Regions from separate parts of the Homo sapiens genome. Here region 1 is linked to region 2. A link is an interaction called in ENCODE POLR2A ChIA-PET data of the cell type or tissue named here. Cell type or tissue: K562. All regions are shown on one strand. Each heading gives the region's core, and the rest is flanking DNA. Links, peaks and the distances in the headings are about the cores only. Region 1 overlaps LOC124903324 (a long non-coding RNA gene). Region 2 overlaps LOC124903323 (a long non-coding RNA gene).

Evidence for each region. ChIA-PET counts read pairs that join two places held together with the same protein. Peaks named below come from ENCODE experiments on the same cell type or tissue, not always from the same donor. Only the 100,000 strongest peaks of a DNase experiment are listed, where the experiment ranks them.
Region 1: POLR2A ChIA-PET joins it to region 2 with 5 read pairs; 4 of 35 experiments call an interaction of 5 or more read pairs at or near these places.

The regions. Positions count from the first base shown.
Region 1 is chr14:57,043,877-57,054,404 of GRCh38, reverse strand. All of the region lies in intron 1 of LOC124903324 (a long non-coding RNA gene), which reads left to right. Among named protein-coding and RNA genes, the nearest start is that of EXOC5, 220 kb to the left of the region's middle. In K562, for the core only: no CTCF peak of the experiment used is centred there; no DNase peak of the experiment used is centred there.
Region 2 is chr14:56,987,467-56,997,994 of GRCh38, reverse strand. All of the region lies in intron 1 of LOC124903323 (a long non-coding RNA gene), which reads left to right. Among named protein-coding and RNA genes, the nearest start is that of OTX2-AS1, 180 kb to the right of the region's middle. RefSeq lists a silencer at 6,959-7,146. In K562, for the core only: no CTCF peak of the experiment used is centred there; a DNase peak (open chromatin) is centred at 5,444; H3K4me3 peaks cover 1,398 bases.

The DNA of each region.
Region 1 (10,528 bases), core at 2,925-7,924, 57 kb before region 2:
CCTACTTATGTACCAGGCCCTGGAGCTAGAAAGGTGAATACATCCAGGTCTCTAACATTCAGCTTACAGTCTGGTGGGGCACACAAAGAGGTAAAAGGGCAATTATAATACAGTGGGAGTGTGTAAGTTATGACAGCTCACAGGGGAGACCTACCCCAGATTTGGAGGTAGGGAAGCGAGGTTCAGGGAATGATGACTTCTCATAGGAGGTAATTCCTTAGCTGGGACTTGAAAGATGGGAAGGAGGAAGAGGTTTTCCTAGACGTGCATGAAGGAAGGAGGGAACTGGTGAATATTTGAAACTAATTTAAAACTTTCGAAAGTGGATTAATTGACAGCAAGTGAGAGGAGGAACAAATGAAGCTGGGAGGGGCTTTTGGGTCATGTTAAAAATTTTTGGATGTTTAAGTTGAGAAAATGGAAAGCTACTGAAGGGTTTTTCTACTTAAGCGGGAAAGTGACATAATCATATTTGCAGCTTTGGGTATACCAGTCTGAAAATAGCTTAGGGAAGACATCACAGACTTAAATGTTTCCCAGCTTATGAGTGAAGCTGGTCCAGGGTAAGAAAATACATAGGAAAATTCTTCATTTCTTCAAAGAAAAATGTATTCCTCCCATTTTTTAAGAAACGTGGGCCTATTGGTTTGTCTTTTACTTTTTCATTTTTAAGAGATTCAATGAATGATTAAAAGAAATATTTCACTTTCCTCTTAGCTGTAAGAGTATAACAGAAATTACTTAGATTAGTGGCAGTGCTTTACTTGTCACAGTGTTGGGTGGAATACAGTGTAGGGGACTGTGGTGAACTGTGGTGAGCAGGCCCCGTCTAAGAGGAGCAGCCCCCACTTCACTCCAGCTGTCTGTTTTCGTGCAAGAATGTAGGTCAAATCTAGACCTTCTGCTCTTTCAAAGAAATCCAGAGATCAAATCTTAATGTAAAAATCTACTGATTTTAAAAATTGACTGAAAACCAAAAACAAAAACAAGAAGCTTAGAATTGCCAGATTTAGCAAATAAAAGAACAGGATGCCATGTGAAATTCGAATATCAGATAAACAATGAATGCTTCTTGGTGTTAAGTATATTCCAACTATTGCATGAGATATATTAAAGTATGATTTGCCATTGATCTGAAATTGGAATTTAACAGGGTGTAATGTATCTTGGCTGGCAACCCTAGATCAAACAAAATATGCACATGAATCACATTAGGTATGTCAGCCACCAGTTGGCAACTTGTGGTATTGATTGGTGATTCTAGACTTTATCTGCGGAGTGTTGTCTTTTATAGCAAATAAGTCATGTCATCATTTTCATTATGCTAAAATAAAACGTATAGATAGTACAACCTATTTAATCATAATATTTTAAAAGTCAACCTAAGGCCTAATTATAAAGAAGAAATGAAAAGAAAATTATTTCAATATGTGATTGCTTGGTAGCACTACACTAGTAACTGGCAAGACATCTGAGAGTTGTGAAAGACATGTGGGTGCCCCAGGTACTACAGGGCATCTAGCTCCCTGGAACCTGGCTATCAAACACTCACACTGCTTCACAATCTTTGTGATAACAAAAATACTGCCCCCCATTTTCAAAATCTCCCTTAGGTGTGGTACCGTCTTCAGTGATAAGGAGCAGTTAGTGAAAGGATTCACAGGAAAAAGGCAGAGACTGGTACTTGAAGTTGGGAGATCAATTTTAAATAGAAATGGAGCTGGGCGTGGTGGCTCACAACTGTAATCCCAGCCCTTTGGGAGGCTGAGGAAGGAAGATTGCTTGAGGCCAGAAGTAGCTATGATTGTGCCACTGCACTCCAGCCTGGACGACATACAAAGACCCTGTCTCCTGTAGTCCTAGCTACTCAGGAAGCTGAGACAGGAAGATCCCTTGAGCCACGGGTAGCTATGATTGCACCACTGCACTCTAGCCTGGATGGCAGAGCCAGACCCTGTCTGTAAATAAGTAAGTAGCCAGGCACAGTGGCTCATACCTGTAATCCCAGCACTTTGGGAGGTGAAGGTGGGCAGATCACTTGAGGTCAGGAGTTTGAGACCAGCCTGGCCAACACGGTGAAACCCCGTCTCTACTAGAAATACAAAAATTAGCCGGACCTGGTGGTGTGTGTCTGTAATCCCAGCTACTCAGGAGGCTGAGACTGGAGAATGGCTTGAACCCGGGAAGCGGAGGTTGCAGTGAGCCAAGATCACCTCAGTGCACTCCAGCCTGGGCAACAGAGTAAGACCCTGTCTCAAAATAAATAAATAAAGTAGAAATGGCTGGAGAACCAACCAGAAGTAGGAAAAGAAAGGATGAAGGGTCAAGTGGGATCATTCAAATAGGCAAGATGGGAACAGAATTTGTTTTAGAATAAATAAATCCTATTTCTTGAGTTTTAGATTTAGATTTCTGTGTGATACCTAAGAGGAGAGGTCTGTTAGTCTGTGAAATCCGTGAGTGCTGTGGTCTGAGATCGCCATAGAACATTGGGAATTTGCAGCGCATTGTCTGTATGTGATGAAGTTATGGGAATGGATGAGCTTGCTCTCGGAAAGGCTACAGGTAGGAGGCGACGTAGTCCATGAACATAGCCCTGGGAACACCAACTTTCATGAGATGTCCAGCCTTTTTCATGGAGGAATGAAGGAATTCCCAGAATGAAAATGGCAAATCCAGGAAAAAGTGAAGTAACAGAAAGCATGGGAGGAGAAATGGGTGGGACCAACCCTGCAGAGAAGACAGATTCTACGGGGAAGATAAACAAGAGAAGAGTTGAACAATGTGCAGTCAGGAGGTCCCTGATGAGCTGAGTGACTGCAGTTTCAGTGCAGGGGTAGGTGTGGAATTCTTTTTAGAGTTGATGAGAAAATGCAGACAGGGAGCACAGGCCACTTAAAAAGCGGCATGGCTGTGAAGGAGTATGAACTCCTTTCTGCCTTTTAGGGTCCTCCTTATATGAGATCTCTGAAATTTCCTTTACCTTAAGTATCTTTTAGGATGCCTTTGCTAGTAATTAACAGAAAAAAGAACCCAGACTGGCTTAAAAAGTAAAATTCAATAGTGGATTTAGGCTACTGAAAAAGTCCAGCAATAATGTCTGCTTCAGGCATGATTTGATCAAGGCTTTAGATCCAGTTCTCATAATTTTTTCCTATGTGTCTTAGATTTGCCCTCAGATTGACTTCCAAGTTTTTTAAGTTTATTCCACAAATATTTATTGAGCACCTACTACATGCCAAGAACTTTTCTAGGCCCTTGAGATATAGCAGTAAAATAAAACAGACAAAGATTCTTGTCCTTGATGCTGGGTGTGGTGGCATGCACCTGTAGTCCCAGCTTCTTGGGAGGCTAAGGCAAGAAGATTGCTTGAGCCCAGGAATTTAAGGCCAACCTGGGCAACTTGGCAAGACCCCATGTCTAAAAATAAAGATTCATGTCCTTGTGGAGCATATGTTCAAATGGGGAAAGATATCCTGTAAAAATGTATATACATATATATATAGACACATACATAAAATCATAGTATGTGACATGGTTTGGCTGTGTCCCCACCCAAATCTCTCCCATAATTCCCACATGTTGTGAGAGAGACCTGGTGGGAGGTAACTGAATCATGGGGACAGGTCTTTCCCATGCTGTTCTCATGACAGCGAATAAGTCTCACGAGATCTGATGGTTTTATAAAGGGAGTACCCCTACACAGGCACTCTCTTGCCTGCCGCCATGCAAGATGTGACTTTGCTCCTCCTTTGCCTTCTACCGTGATGGTGAGGCATCCCCAGCCATGTGGAACTGTAAGTCCATTAAACCTCTTTTCTTTATAAATTACCCAGTCTCAGGTATGTCTTTATTAGCAGCATGAGAACAGACTAATACAGTATGTTTAATGATGATAAAGTCAATGAAAAAAGAAAAACAGTTCAGAGTACAGAAGATTGATAACATAAGAAGGGGTCAGTTGCAATTTATAGACGGTGGTCAAGAAAGGCTTCACCAAGAAAGTGGCATTTGAGCAGACATGAGGATATGACAGAGTGAGATGCATGAATAGCTGTGGGAAGGGTATTGCAGCCAGAGGAAACAACCAGCACAAAGGTCCCAGACAGGAGCATCCAGCACGTCTGAACAGCCAGGGAGGCCAGTGTAGCTGGGGTGGAATGAGTGAAGGAGTAGTAGTGGGAGATTAGATCAGGGAAGCAATAGAGGCCCAAATTTATGAGCCCAGGGCAAGGGCTTTTCATCAGCAGGGCATTGAGCCCAAGAGTAAATGATACAACTCCAAGTGTAAGAGGATCTCTCTGGCTGCTGTGTTGAAAAGGGACTGTAGGGGAGTGAGAGTGGTATCTGAGAAACCACTCAGGAGGCTCTTTCAATAATCCAGGGAAGAGGTGATAGTGGCTGGGCTGGGGTGGTTGCTGTGGAGGTGATAGACATGGTAGGATTTTGGAAAAGTTTGAACGTAGTGCTAACAGGATTTGTTGACAGACTGGATGAAAGAGAGGACAGAAGAGTCAAGAATCACTCCAAGCATTTCTGCCTAAGCCACTATCTGAGATGGGGAAGGCTGTGGGTAGGAACAGGTTTGGGAGGAAGATCCAGACTTGAGTTTTGGACACGTTAAATTTTAGAAGCCTGTTAGACATCCTGGGGTAGCTGTTAAGTGAGTAGAGGGCTCTAGGAGTCTGCATTTGGAAAAGAAATCTAGACGGGCAATATCTATTTCAGATTTGAAAGCAGACACATAATATTAAAGTCGCAAGACTGAAGGAATCACCAAGGAGCAGAAAAGAAGACCAAAGACTGAGCCATGGATCCCTCAGACACTGAAAGGTCTGGGAGAAGGGTGGACTGGAAAAAGAGACTAAGAAGTCTCATAATAGAAAGAAATTGGAGTGGGAGAGATAGGGCATCTTTCAAACATAAGTCCCAGATTTCCCTCTGGCTGGACCAAATTAGGTTCCTTGAATCAGTCCCTAGTAGACAAAGTCCATTTTTTAACTAATCATTTGAAAAGGTCTTGGTTTGTGCAGAAGGGCTTATACTTATGGGGACTTACCTGTGGAACCTACCCTGGAACTTACCCCCTCCCCGCGGGGGTGGTCAGTTCCTCACAATCCCACCCAGCGGTAAAGCTGAATATTGGGAAGCAATGGATAAAGCAAACCCACCATCTTGCCACACATTTTCCGGGGATCAATTTTTCTCGTGTACCCACAGATCCTTTCTTTCATATTGATAGCTGTATACTTATTACATTAAAAAACAGTTGGCTATCTGTTTACTGATTTCTGCCCAGATTATGAGCTTTTTGAAGAAGAACTGTGTCCTACTCATCTTTGAACCCCAGGACCTAGCCTCAGTGAATATTTGTTGAAGTGAGTTAAATATGAACATGTGAGAGTGTGTAGACATCTGGTTTCTGTGGGTCCTCCTGGGTTACGTCAGGCCTCAAAGTTAAAAGAAAAAATTTTAAACCCTTAGAATAGTTTATGATCCACCTGTAATATGTAATATAACCACATAGACCATCACCTTGTTAAATTGGATGTATGAAGCTATTTCTTAATAGTTGTGGCTGCAAGAACAGTCAGTTCTTAAATAGTTTTGAGACAGAGAAATTTAAAAGAACCCTTTGGTAATTTGGATACACACACACATACACACACAGAGAACTTATAGTTGAGAGTTCATAAAATAGCCTAACGAATCTATACTGTAAGGACCTATAAACTGATTGTATATGCTATGGGCTGGATGTTTATGTCCAGCCCCCTCCAATTCATATGTTGAAACCCTAGCCTCCAATGTGATGGTATTTGGAAGTCAGGCCTTTGGGAGGTAATCAGGGTAAGATGAGTTCCTGAGGGTAAAGTCCTCATGATGGGTTAATGTAGTTATAAAAAGAGGAAAAGAGTACAAAGTTTCAGTTAGATAGGAGGACTAAATTCTTGTGTTCTATTGAGCAGCATAAAGAGTATAGTTAATAATAATGTATTGTATATTTCAAAATAGCTAAAAGAGAAAATGTTAAATGTTCTTACCACAAAGGAATGATAAATATTTGAGGTGATAGATGTGTTAATTAGCCTGATTTGAATATACATCCTGCCACAATGTATTCATGTATCAAAACATCACATTTACTCCATAAATAGATGCAATCATTATTTGTCAATTAAAAAGATGATACTCTTTCATGTTTATTTTTTGAGATGGAGTCTTGCTCTGTTGCCCAGGCTAGAGTGTAGTGGCTCAATCGTGGCTTATTGAAGCTTCAGCCTCCCAGGCTCAAGAGATCCTTCTGCTTCAGTCTCTCTAGTAGCTGGGACCACAGGCACATGTCACCACGCCCAGCTAATTTTTAAAAATATTTTGTAAAGATGGGTCTCACTGTGTTGCCCAGGCTAGTCTTGAACTCCTGAGCTCAAGTGATCCTCCCACCTCAGACTCCCAAAGTGCTGGCATTATAAGACATGAGCCACTATACCCAGCCACAATAAAAATTTTTTAAAAAGAGAAGAAAAGCTATGACTTCCCCTATATGCATGCACCAAGGAAGGCCGTGTAGGGGCATAGGCTGGCAGTCTGATGTTGGACTTGGACTTCCAGCTTCAGAACTGTGAGAAATAAATGTTTGCTAAGCCAACTAGTCTATGGCATTACACTGACTGAACTGACTGAGACAGTATATATAGTTTGTGAGTGCTGATTAAAACTCAAGGAATAATGTCGTCGGTCAAACAAAGGATAGGAAGAAAAGCTTTAAGAGGGAAAAGGAAAAGAAAGGAAAGGAAGGAAAGGAAAATCTTTAAGAGGGAACATAATGCACTTCCTTCTAAACATTGGTTTGGATAGAAAAAGAAAAACAGGAATATGCTCTGCTACAGGTATTTTCTCTATGTCGTTATGATCTTTTGTTGGACATGATTTTTCCCATAGCTTATCTGAATCTATACAGTGAGCTATATTATTAAAGGATTCTAGTTAACTTTGTGCTTGGCCGCAAGTAAAGCAGCCTAGACTTTCTTAGAAGAGAATAGAAATACCAAAATATTTTTTCTGTCTAGTATTTGAGTGAAAAAAAAAGAATGGCAAGACATAAAATAGAACATCCAAAACACTATCAAGTATATTATATTCATTCAGTCTGTCACTGACTTTGTATTTTTTGGAAATATGTTTCCCTTGTTAACTTTTCCCATGGACACACTAGACTATATTTATCCATATGGGTATTTTTGGAAATGTAAGCACTAATGTAACTTCTTTAAATTACAAAAGATCCTGAAGGTTTGTGTGTTTGCTTGTTTGTTTTTAGAAAATGATGGGGATACCTTAGAAACAATCTTTTTGAACATTTGAAGGCATTTGCTACACAAAAATTGTCAGTATTTAAACTTTCCCTTTGAAGCCAAGCTATTTAGTTCTTATAAAAAGCATTGCTTTTTATAAGATAAAAAGAAACATCAGTCACAGCTATGAAATCTCTGAGCTCAACCTGGACAGGGTGCTTGACAGTTCTTGGGTTACTAAGCGAGTCGCCAGTTGTGCTAGGCCAGGCTCTCTTTACAGTGAAATAAAAAAGGGGACACATCTGAAAAACCAGATAATATAATGAATAAGACATTTGGTAAATAAGAGCAATTAAAAATCAAAAACAGCACACATCTGAAAAAACAGATAATAGAGCAGGTAAGACATTAGGTAAATATGACCAAATAATTATGTTGTAAACCTCTACCTGAATCAGGCATCCAGGAGGCAATTCTACATCAAGTACTTTTTTCCCCCTCCCTTTACTAGATCTAGTTAGACTTTTGAAAAATTAAGGTAAACTCCAGAGGTCACAAAGAAGTTGCCTTGTTGTGTTCTCTGGCCTAGAATGAGGCTGGAAATTGGGTGTGCACTTTCAGCTGGACTTTCCTTAGCACAGCCCCCTTCTCTATTTCTGAGGTGACCCAACGAAGAAGAAATGGGACAGAAGAGGGTTTACAGTGTACAAGGCAGATGCCGTGGGAGATCACGTGTTCTCCCTGCTGGACAGACAGGAGACATGAGCTGGCTGTTTGGTTGGTGGGGGAGCGCTGCTTGGTGGTGAGGAGGATGGGTCTGTTTTATGCTGTTATTATTTTCTATTCACTTGCAGGGCTTTTGGATCTCTCTCTCTCTCTCTCTCTTTTTTTTTTTTGTCCTTGAAAATGGCATTAAGTGATTCTGTGTGTGTGCATTTGAGAAAGCCAGTGCAATATCCTATTAATCCGCTGAGCAACTTCAACAACTTGAAAATGATCAGAGCATGGTTGGTGACCGCGTTGGTCGGTTTGTGAGAGCTTTCCTGAGGGGCCACGCAAGTCATTCCATTTAAGGGATCTTCCCTTCTATGGTCACCCATGCCTCCTTTGACCAACAGCTTGGCGGCCTCCCTGGGGTCCATTGTAGCCATCCTTCCAGGACACTGGGTCGGTTCAGGGGGCAATTGTTGCCTTCTTCTCCCTCCAGGGAGCAACTTCTCTTCATAAGGATTCTTTTTCCCAGCAAGCAAAGATGACCTGGAAATTTGATAGTGCCAGAGTTACAAACTATGCTTTCTCAAGAGAGAAATATTACCTTTTAGAAACTAGTTTTTATCCTGCTGGGAAACTGTACTGTGTTGCGGGGATTGTCTCTTATTAGAGCCGTGTGAGCTGGGGGAAGCATGTAGGGCTATCTTCCACTCACCAAAAAGGCTGCTGGAATCGTGTATGACCCTGAAAAGAAACTGCCGTGGTACTTAGTGGGGAGGTAGGGAAAGACAAAAATGTCAACGTAAGCCAGTACATTTCTTGCGCAGAATGAGCCTGCATACTCTTAAACACACCGGGAGAAAAGTTCTCAAGGTTTTGAAACTCCTAGTGATGGTGGAGTTCTTGGCTCACTTCCTAGAGCATTATGAGGCATTATAAACGTCCTTCGAATTCATGCAGTCCCATAAGAACACCACCAAAAAAATTGTTATGGGGATTTTAGTATTTAATCTTCAGGGGGTCCAAAGCCTTTATTTGCCATTTCTCAGTAAAAAAACACAAATCTTTATATTAAGAATAGGGTAGAGGGGATTGGGAAATCATTTTGTAACAAAAAGGTACTACATCAATTAGTCAAATAGTATTCATTGAGCACTTACTATGTGCCAGGCATTGTAGCAGGGGGTGGGGTCATGAGGGTGACTCTGACAAGCCTGGGCCCTATCCTCATGACACTTTTATTCTAGTGGGCAGCAAAGGTGCAGAGCAAGTGTGCTGAGCTAGTTGTGTAACAGAAAATGCGAGGTTAGCTTACAGCCTCCCAATTCAGAGATCTCAAAGAACATCTTGTTGGATTTAGACATGCAGTATCCTGGAAGAGGAATGCAGCCTTACAAATGCTCCTGATTCAACCGGGCGCAGGCTCACGCCTGTAATCCCAGCAAAATAAAGAAAACACAAAAAGAAATGAAGAACAAGAATAGAAAACTGGGAGAAGCACAGGAAGGCTGACAGACATCGTGAAGTGGATGAGGATTTTCCCTGGGGCCCCAAAACCTACTCTTCTCCTGGCAGTTTTAAAACCCAGAAGCCTTCCAAGCCCTTTCATCATTCATCGCATTACCATATATCAAGAGAAGACAAGTCTCCCAAGGAGGGTAAGAAGGGCAAGAGAAGAAAAAGGAGAGATGCTTGGAAGATGATGACAATGATAACTTATTTCTTATTAAGGAGAGGAAAAAAAAGTCTTAAACTGTCAGGCAGCCTCTAATGTGGCTTTCCGTTGTTCATTTGGCCTTTGCGTCCATAACCTTCTGGCAATGTGTTTATTATTTATGATTAAATAAAGTCAGTTTGGGTTTTGCATTTTTAATTTCAGCCATTCCTAGAGTTGCTGGACATCCATTTAGGTTCCCCCTTCCTTCCTTCCTTCCTTCCTTCCTTCCTTCCTTCCTTCCTTCCTTCCTTCCTTCCTTTCTTCCTTCCTTCCTTTCCTTCCTTTCCTTCCTTCCCTCTTTCCTTCCTTCCCTCCTTCCTTCCTTCCTTCCTGTCTTTCTTTCTTCAAGAATATTCATTGGTAGTGCCAGGTACATCCTATTGTATCACAGTGCAAGACACATAATGTCTTAATGTCTGATTGTTCTACTTTTAGTGGTGCTAAAACTAATCCAGGGGCCCAGGTGTTGCCAAACTGATATATCAATTACAACATTCCCCATCAATTTTTCACCTCATGGCTTCCATATTCTTTGATGATCTTTTCATAGATCCATTTTTTTATCATGAATGAATTTCAATTATAATATTACATTTCATCAACCATTATTTTGAATCTCAAACTATCTTAGTAAACTTTTCTAATAGAAATATCCTACATAGTACTATATTGAATTTATAACTGAAATGTTTTATAATTAGGAAATGTGTCCACTACAGAAAATTTGGCATATGTAAAGTATAAATTTGAAATAAAATCACCCCCAATTTTTCCACCAAAAGATAATCATTTCTATGGTTTCAAT
Region 2 (10,528 bases), core at 3,506-8,505:
ATTAAGACCTCTTTGTTGGGTCAAAATGGAATGGAAAGTTGAGTTTGAATTTGGAAATAAAAAGTTTGTACTCTGTGATGGTCTTTGGTATATGTGTCATGAAAAACACACGATTTGCATTTGTTTGCTAGGAAGAAGTAGATGGAATGATGAATGGCTGTGTTATCTATCTCACTAGCTCTCCTTACATTTGCATCCATGGCCAAGTTGCTTGTTCCATATTTATTATCATGAATCACACATTTCCTTTTGCTGGATACTTATTGGTAATTTTTACAACAGTTCTTATAAAAGATGGAAGAAAGGAAGGGAGGAAAAAAAGGAAGGAAGCAAAGAGGAAAGGAAGGAAGGAAAAGGAAAGGAAAGGAAAGAAAAGGGAAAAGAAGAGAAGAAAAATAGAAATCTGCAGTGCTTTCTCTAAATGCTAATATTCAGAGAGGTGCTGAAATTTCTGTGATTCTAATGTCTTTGGAAACTTCAAACTTGACTTTGATTAACCATGCTAATAACCAGCGTGCTTCTTTTTAGCTCTACTCCTAATGTCACTTCACCAGAACTGTAAAGACATGCTCATAATATTTGCTTTTCATCTAAATGAAGAAGGCAATGCTAAGCAAAAAAAGTATTTAGCAGTGCATATAGGATTGAAGCGATGATAATCAGGGACCCTGGTAATTGAAGCTTTTGGGGAGGGGGAGAGAACCTTTCTTCTGGATCCTTCAGTCTGTTTAATAGGATAAAATTAGCTTGAGTGGTTTGGTGTTTGAAGAGGATGTGATGTAATTGGAAGTGCCTCCTGGGTTTGCTGCTGGACAAAGCAATCAGGTGGAGACACGGGAGGGCATGAGAAGCTCTGAAGTACGCATCTCGGCTTCTGCCATCCTAATTAGCCTAAATTAGCTATGCCAGTTTTCTGCTTGCTTTTGAATTTCCCTGCTAATGCTACTTTCGGGGCTGAAAGGAAAGAAATATGAAATGCCCACCAAGCTCCTATCTAATAGACGATGACGGAGTCTAAAACTGGACAGTCAGGTTTTATTGTTAAGCCCTTAAAAAGGGAGTGACTCACAGGGAACACAAACGGGTATGCGGGGCACAAACCATAGGGATCTATGGACGTGGCCACTGGTCCTGTGTGATGAGGAAGTTTACAAAGCATCTGTCTGAAATGGATAATTTTGAGAATTTTCCACACATCACTCCAAGGCCTCACCTGAGTATTATAATATTGACTATTTAACTGGAAGTGAACTAGGTAGAACTTCTCACAGCAAACATGTTTCTTCTTAGATCAAATTTCAAAGTCTGGGAGGGCCAAAGGAGGCATTTGTGGGTGGGGGAGGTGCTGCCATTTTTAAATGTTTCAGTTCTGACCCCAGTTAACTGTAACTGTGCAACGAGATTTGCAGTACATTCAGAATAGTTTGCACAAAGCTATTTTAATTGGAGGAGTATTTGGGTAGAAATAAATAATATCTCAACCTAAAAGTCACAGATTCTTTTTTTTTTTTTTGATTGCCAATGAGTAAAACAAAATTCAATGGTGTATATACCAAATAATAAAAGCAAATAGGGGCTGAGTATGGTGGCTCATGCCTGTAATTCCAGCACTTCGGGAGGCCGAAGTGGGCAGATCACTTGAGGCCAGGAGTTCGAGACCAGCCTGGGCAACATGGCAAAACATCGTCTCTACTAAAAATGCAAAATTTTTCCAAGTGTGGTGGTGCACACCTGTAGTCCCAGCTACTCAGGAGGCTGAGGCACGAGAATCACTTGAACCCAGAAGGTGGCGGTTGCAGTGAGCTGAGATCCCACCACTGTACTCCAGCCTGGGTGACAGAGACTCTGTCTCAAAAAAAAAAAAAAAAAAAAAAGCAAATGGGAAATTACTTAGTCATTTTCTATAGTCATCCAACAAAAGCACAATTTTCTCCAAGTCTCTTGTCATTGGTCCTCAGAGATAAACTTTCAGTTACTCCTAGACAGGTGTTCTGAGTACAAATGTCATTGGGTTTTTCATTTAAAATAAGTAAACCCTGAACATCTAAAGGCAAATGTTCAAGATGAGTATCAAAAACACACACACACACACGCGCACACACACACACTACAAGGAACTGTGTACTTTATTTTATGCATTTAATGTTATGTATCAAATGGTTATTGAGCCCTACCATGTGGATGGCTCTGTGCTAGGCCCTGTAGGGGATGCCAGAAATCTCACCGGTATTTGTCAATGTTTCCCTGTAGAAAATGGCCAATAAACGCATTTTCAAAATTTTCTGAGAATGGCTAGAGAAAGAAGAGGTGGGTGGATCCAGGTTTTAGTGGATGTGAAAAAATTTGAGAGCCTCTTTAGGAAAAATTGCTGTCCCCACCAACCTTGGAAGGCACCTGTGTAAGTTACAGGCCCCAAAGCTTCACCTTTATTAGCTTCAGGGCGAATCTGCTTCTGGCCAGGACAGCTGTCCTCAGGGGCATCTGCTGTCCTCCTTACATGCTCAGGAGCCCTGGTTCCTTGCTCTTCAGAGACACAAACTTCATGATTTCAAAATATTATCATTTTGCAACTTGGCTTGGTAACTCAGAGAGTGGCCAGGGGCAATTGCAGACTACACAATAGGCATGGTTTGATTTGTGTCTGAAACATTAGCAAACGGATCATGTGAGACTGGGTGGTGCTCAGGTGGACATGTATGATACCCTGTAGTGTACTTTGCAATATATTGTGGTGCAACACTGCACATAGGCCCTGTTTGTTTGCTACAGCTCCTTAGGCCATTTCCAGGATCCCTTCACCCAGTGACTCTGGCTCTTGGCAATCGGGAATGGCATTGTTGAAAACTTTCCATTGTGAAATTCTGTGTTTGTAAAGTGCACAGAAGCCATGTGTTAAAATTACATACTGTTGTGAATGACTCACTAATTTTCAGACTTCAGTTTGTTTAGGAGTTAGGTTTCTGTGACACAGCTCCTTCCAGACCCCAATGCAATATTTTTCTTTTCTTTTTGAGACAGTATTTTGCTTTGTCACCCAGGCTGGAGTGCACTGGCACAATTATAGCTCACTGCAGCCTTGATCTCCTGGGCTTAAGTGATCATCCTGTCTCTGCCTCCTGAGTAGGTGGGACTACAGGCATGCACCACAATTTCCGGCTAATTTTTAAATTTTTTGTGGAGGACGGGATCTTTCTATGTTGCCCACGCTGGTCTCAAACTCCCGATCTCAGGTGATCCTCCCACCTCTGCCTCCCGAAGTGCTGGGACTACAGGCGTGAGACATCACACCCAGCTCCCCCAGTGCAATATTTTCATTCCTATTTACACATAGTACAATGCAACCTTAGTACTGGGCATCTAGAAAGGGGTGTACAATTCTCCATGCAAGCTTTATGAAAATTTTTAATTCACTTTGAATTCCAATTCTAATACCTAAATTTAATCTGCGGTTTATGCATAACTTTTATGACATCATTTCATTTAAATTGTGTTTAGTCTTCACTTTCAGAAGTCCTAAGATAATGGTGTTTATTGGTTCAAGGCTACACACAAATGCACATTGTGAATTATTTAATGTCACCAAATTCTACCCCCATGAATGGTTAAAATGATCAATATTATGTCATGTCTATTTTACTGCAACTTTTTTTAAAAAGTTAAGGACCTTGGTGGAGAATGACTGGGAGTGGGAGGGGCACAGCTCTGATGCCTAAGACAAACTGTGGACTTGTTATCTAATTGATGTGCTGTTGTTTAAGCACTGATTTTTGGACAAATAAATTAGCAATGATAGTCATATAGTTCTGCAAGAAGAACATCCATGCATTCATTTATTTAACATAATTCCTAGGTGTGACAGGAACAGTTCTGAATGCTGGAAATGTAGAAACGAACGTAAAAGAAATGGTTCTGCCTTCATGAACTTCCAGACTAATAAACCCAGTAAAGGAAAATAACAAGACCATTTCATATAATGTTAAAGACTATGAAAAAATAGGTAAAACCACAAAGAGATACTGCTTCCAATCTATTGGGATGGCTACAATTTTTTTAAACAGGAAAACAACAAGTGTTGGCAAGGATTCGGAGAAATTAGAACCCATAGGCATTGCTGGTGGGAATGCAAAACCATGCAGTTGAGGTTCCTCATAAAGTTAAACATAAACCTAGCATATTACCTAGCAATTCAACACCTAGATACATACCCAAGAGAATGGAAAGTAGAAACTTGAAGAGATACTCGTATAACCATGTTCACAGCAGTCTTAACAATATCCAAAAAGTGGAAACAGCCCAAGTATTCATCAACAGATAAATGGGTAAACAAAATGTTGCAAACATAAACAATGGAATATTATTTAGCCATCAAGAAAAATAGAATTCTTACACGGTGCTGCACCACAATGAGCCTTGAAAACATTATATTTAGTACAGAAACAGAAGGACAAATATTGTATGGTTCCACTATATGAGGTATATGTAATAGTCAAACTCATAGAAGCAAAAATACAATAATGGTTGCCACGGTTTGTGGGGAAGAGAGAAAAAAGGGCAGTTTTTGTTTAATGGGTAGAGAGTTTAAACTGGAAATGATTTTTTAAATGGGGGGTATTGATATTAATAGCAGTGATGGTTACACAACATTGTGAATTAGTTAATGCCACCAAAATCTACACTCATGGATGGTTAAAATGATCAATATTATGTTATGCATATTTTAACCACAATTTTTAAAAAAAGTCAAGGATCTTGGTAGAGAAAGACTAGGAGGGGGAGGAGCACTTGCTAAGACCCTAAGGTAGGAGCAAGCTTTTGAGGAAGCAAGAAGGCAGGTGTCCCTGGAGCGGAGTGTAGAAGGGCCCTGCTGGCCGAGCTGACTGTGAAGCCAAAAGCACAGACTTCGGTGCCCCTCACTCGCACAGACCCCTGCAAAGGAGCTGTACTGAATTTTCCATTTGCAATCTTTAATCCTCCTTAAAGAAGGGCCCTTATATTCTATAAACTTTAGTCTCCACAGAAACCTGGATCTGCTGCTGGGAATAAATGATAGAAAATGAGACCTGAACTTTAGCATTAGAGGAAGGGACGGTCATGGTAGATAAGAGTGACAGCTCACTTTTGTATATATTGTTGCTTTGGGAAATTAAATTTATGTGTTTATTCATATACTCACTCATTATGTTACTTATTCATTTGTTCAACAAACATTTATAAGGCCCCTAATGTTGTAGGAATTTTCCTTAGTTCAGCTAAAAACAGTGTCCTTGTCACATGACGATGAGAGATTAGGTTCGCACACTTTGAAGGGTGAGAAAAATGGAACTTATTGGGCAAAAAGGAAAAAAAAGGAAACGGGAACTCTCCGCAGACCGACAGTCCTGCTAGTACACGTTTCCCGCCTCGCAAATCGAATCTCAAATACCACGCAGGAAGAGGAGGGACCAAGCTCCTCCGCCCTGCAAACAGCGCGAGCTTCCGGAGGCTCCACCCAATTGCAGACTCCTCCCAGTGCGCAGGCTGGTCAGAGGTTTTCCCGGGACGCGTTTTTACTTGGCTGTCTCACAAACATGCCTACCGTACACTGAGCCTTGGAGGAGATAAAGAAGACACCCACAGCCCTAAGAAAAAAGAAACACCAAAGCAATTCTAATATAAAGTTTAGAAACATTTCTGAATATTGAAATATTGAACTTCTCATCACCCCACTGGATTGTACATTCTTGGAAGACAGTGTGTCCAGAATTAGTGGGTTCTTGGTCTCACTGACTTCAAGAATGAAGCCGCGGACCCTCACGGTGAGTGTTACAGCTCTTAAGGTGGCGCATCTGGAGTTTGTTCCTTCTGATGTTCGGATGTGTTCGGAGTTTTTTCCTTCTGGTGGGTTCGTGGTCTCGCTGGCTCAGGAGTGAAGCTGCAGACCTTTGCGGTGAGTGTTACAGCTCTTAAGGCGGGGCGTCTGGAGTTGTTCATTTTTCCCGGTGGGGTCGTGGTCTTGCTGGTTTCAGGAGTGAAGCTGCAAGACCTTTGCGGTGAGTGTTATGGCTCATAAAAGCAGTGTCGACCCAAAAAGTGAGCAGAGCAAGATTTATTGCAAAGAGCAAAAGAACAAAGCTACCACAGTGTGGAAGGGGACCCGAGCAGGTTGCCGCTGCTGGCGCCGGCAGCCTGCTTTTATTCTCTTATCTGGCCCCACCCACATCCTGCTGATTGGTAGAGCCGAGTTGTCTGTTTTGACAGGGCGCTGATTGGTGTGTTTACAATCCCTGAGCTAGACACAAAGGTTCTCCAGGTCCCCACCAGATTAGCTAGATACAGAGTGTCCACACAAAGGTTCTCCAAGGCCCCACCAGAGTAGCTAGATACAGAGTGTCGATTGGTGCATTCACAAACCCTGAGCTAGACACAGGGTGCTGATTGGTGTGTTTACAAACCTTGAGCTAGATACAGAGTGCCGATTGGTGTATTTACAATCCCTGAGCTAGACATAAAGGTTCTCCACGTCCCCACCAGACTCAGGAGCCCAGCTGGCTTCACTTAGTGGATCCTGCACCAGGGCTGCGGGTGGAGCTGCGTGCCAGTCCCGCGTCGTGCGCCTACACTCCCCAGCCCTTGGGTGGTCGATAGGACTGGGCGCCGTGGAGCAGGGGGCAGCGCTCATCAGGGAGGCTCGGGCGGCACAGGAGCCCACGGTGGGGGGAGGCTCAGGCATGGCGCGCTGCAGGTCCCGAGCCCTGCCCCGCGGGGAGGCAGCTAAGGCCTGGCGAGAAATCGAGCGCAGCGCCCGTGGGCCGGCACTGCTGGGGGACCCAGCACACCCTCTGCAGCCGCTGGCCCGGGTGCTAAGCCCCTCATTGCTCCGAGTGCCGGGCCCGCCAAGCCCACACCCACCCGGAACTCGTGCTGGCCCCGGTTCCCGCCCGCGCCTCTCCCTCCACACCTCCCCGCAAGCTGAGGGAGCCGGCTCCGGCCTTGGCCAGCCCAGAAAGGGGTTCCCACAGTGCAGCGGTGGGCTGAAGGGCTCCTCAAGCGTCGCCAAAGTGGGAGCCCAGGCAGAGGAGGCGCTGAGGGCGAACGAGGGCCGTGAGGACTGCCAGCATGCTGTCACCTCTCAACAGGACCTCTGGAATCATCACATTTTATAGCTACAAGGGACTTAAAATGTTGTTAAGTTGAACCTCTCATTTTACATCTAATAAACCCAGGCTCAGGGAAACTAGGTAACTTGTCTAGGACTAAGGAAATAATTTCTAAGACTCCAAAGTAGAAGGCAGTCCTGCCGGGCACCCAGGACTGATCTTGTTCCGCTATTCCATGCAGCCATATTGCCTTGGGCTCCTTCCAGGTCTCCTGCTTCCCTTTTATCCCGTACATTGTCTAATCTAGTGTTCCAGACATCATGAGCATTCTGTAAATAGGAATTTGGCAGTGACGGTCATGTGTAGATAGAGTGACAGCTCTGGAATTTCTACCTGGGATGGTCTTCTGGATTGCCATATGTATTTACTTAGCAACTGTCCTCACTTGGATAAAACGTCTATTTGGGTGGCTTGGAGGAGGCAGTTCTGATAGAGGTCATGGTAAATTCAAGTCTTCCAAGCCGCCCACCTCATTGCCACCATTGGGCAGATGACAGGGAGTTGCTGGCTCATGCTTTTGCTGCCTGCTGTACTTCTGTAACCCTTAATTTCCTCGTTACTAACATGGAGGTTGTTATGAGAATTATGCGAGATAATATATGCCAAGATCTTAGCACAGCACTAGGCACATAGTAAGTACACAATCAATATTAGCTTGTGTTATTAGTGTTACTGTTATTCATGCTGAAAACTATCCCTATGGATTTCAGTGAAGGAGACTTGTATTATGCTTCTTTTTTTCTTTTTTAACTGGGTCTCACTTTGTCACCAAGGCTGGAGTGCAGTGGCGCCATCACAGATCACTGCAGGCTCAACCTCCCAGGTTCAAGTGATCCTCCCACCTCAGCCCCCTGAGCAGCTGGGACTACAGGTGTAAACCACCATACCTGGCTAATTTTTATATTTTGTTTTTTGCGGAGGTGGCGGCTTCGCCATGTTACTCGAGCTGGTCTCAAGCTCCTGTGCTCAGGCACTCATCCCAAGGCCTCGGCCTCCCAAAGTGCCAGGATTACAGGTGTGAGCCACGGCACCCAGTTCATTGTGGTCAATATTCTAAACCTAAGATATTGAGTTTGGGAATTTATTTCTCCAAAATCTAAGGGATATATACAAATGAAATATGATAACTGATTAAGAAACCTTACAAATAAATATTGGCCATGATTCTGTCACCATTACCATTTAAAATCCACTCAAATTCGCATCACCCCAGCTCAAGAGTTACCCAAATAGTAGAGTAATTGAAAACCACATTCTGTGCCTGTCCTTATATAAATTGCGGTTTGCCCCAGGCTATTTCCAAGGCTGTAAATAGTTCTTAAAGATGAAACACTGACAGAAGTGCGCATTCAAGAGGCAGGATAATCAAGAAGGCTTGAAAATGCGTCTATTTGATTCCTCTCTCTTTTTTTCTTTATTACTCTTGTTAGCGGTCTATCAATTTTGTTGATCCTTTCAAAAAACCAGCTCCTGGATTCATTAATTTTTTGAAGGGTTTTTTGTGTCTCTATTTCCTTCAGTTCTGCTCTGATTTTAGTTATTTCTTGCCTTCTGCTAGCTTTTGAATGTGTTTGCTCTTGCTTTTCTAGTTCTTTTAATTGTGATGTTAGGGTGTCAATTTTGGATCTTTCCTGCTTTCTCTTGTGGGCATTTAGTGCTATAAATTTCCCTCTACACACTGCTTTGAATGCGTCCCAGAGATTCTGGTATGTTGTGTCTTTGTTCTCGTTGGTTTCAAAGAACATCTTTATTTCTGCCTTCATTTCGTTATGTACCCAGTAGTCATTCAGGAGCAGGTTGTTCAGTTTCCATGTAGTTGAGCGGTTTTGAGTGAGATTCTTAATCCTGAGTTCTAGTTTGATTGCCCTGTGGTCTGAGAGATAGTTTGTTATAATTTCTGTTCTTTTACATTTGCTGAGGAGAGCTTTACTTCCAAGTATGTCAAAACCACAATGAGATACCATCTCACACCAGTTAGAATGGCAATCATTAAAAAGTCAGGAAACAACAGGTGCTGGAGAGGATGTGGAGAAATAGGAACATTTTTACACTGTTGGTGGGACTGTAAACTAGTTCAGCCATTGTGGAAGTCAGTGTGGCGATTCCTCAGGGATCTAGAACTGGAAATACCATTTGACCCAGCCATCCCATTATTGGGTATGTACCCAAAGGACTATAAATCATGCTGCTATAAAGACACATGCACACGTATGTTTATTGCGGCATTATTCACAATAGCAAGGACTTGGAACCAACCCAAATGTCCAACAATGATAGACTGGATTAAGAAAATGTGGCACATATACACCATGGAATACTATGCAGCCATAAAAAATGGTGAGTTCATGTCCTTTGTAGGGACATGGATGAAATTGGAAATCATCATTCTCAGTAAACTATCGCAAGGACAAAAAACCAAACACCGCATATTCTCACTCATAGGTGGGAATTGAACAATGAGATCACATGAACACAGGAAGGGGAATATCACACTCTGGGGACTGTTGTGGGGTGGGGGGAGGGGAGAGGGATAGCATTGGGAGATATACCTAATGCTAGATGACGAGTTAGTGGGTGCAGCGCACCAGCATGGCACATGTATACATATGTAACTAACCTGCACAATGTGCACATGTACCCTAAAACTTAAAGTATAATAATAAAAAAATAAAAAAATAAAAATATATTAAAAAAAAAAAGAAAATGATTAAGGTGTTACCGTCAAAACAAGACCTGAAGCAAAGTTTGCACTTCTCTCTTGAACACTGACCAACTTGTTTATTTCCCATTATGTGGACAATTATATCATTGCTTGCTCTACTAATTTCAACTTTTACCCAATAAAAACTAAATACTCTTGTCATGCATTTATTTTCTCCTGAACTGAAACAGACTTAGGTATATAGAATGCGTAAGATAGTAAACTCCATGGGAATATGGGAAATGCTTTGCGTATTTCTTGAGAGGAGGAAAGTTGTGCTGACTCATATTACCTTCTTCCTAGGTTCACACAGCTCCTCACTCTGCAAGTGTTTGTCCCTAGAATAGAGGTGAAACTTGAGAAGCACCCACTGTCTGTTTGCAGTGGAGAAAATGTCTATGGAAATATTAGCCTGCATTGCTTCAAATCTTGACGGGGCTTGAGGAGACAATTACAGACATTATGCAAAAACTGTCTGACATATCTGTGGCTTTTCTTTCCTATTTCCAGACTTTTTCCTTTATACATTTAAAACCTGGGGTTCAATTTGCAACACAGCACCAATCAGGATAAATTTCTTTTGCAAAAGCTACAGGTGGCTTCTCTTAAACATCAAGATAAGGTGTGAGTTACTTGAACACTTACCAAATTTGTAGGACGCAAGCTTATTGAGTAAGTAATTCAGTAGAAC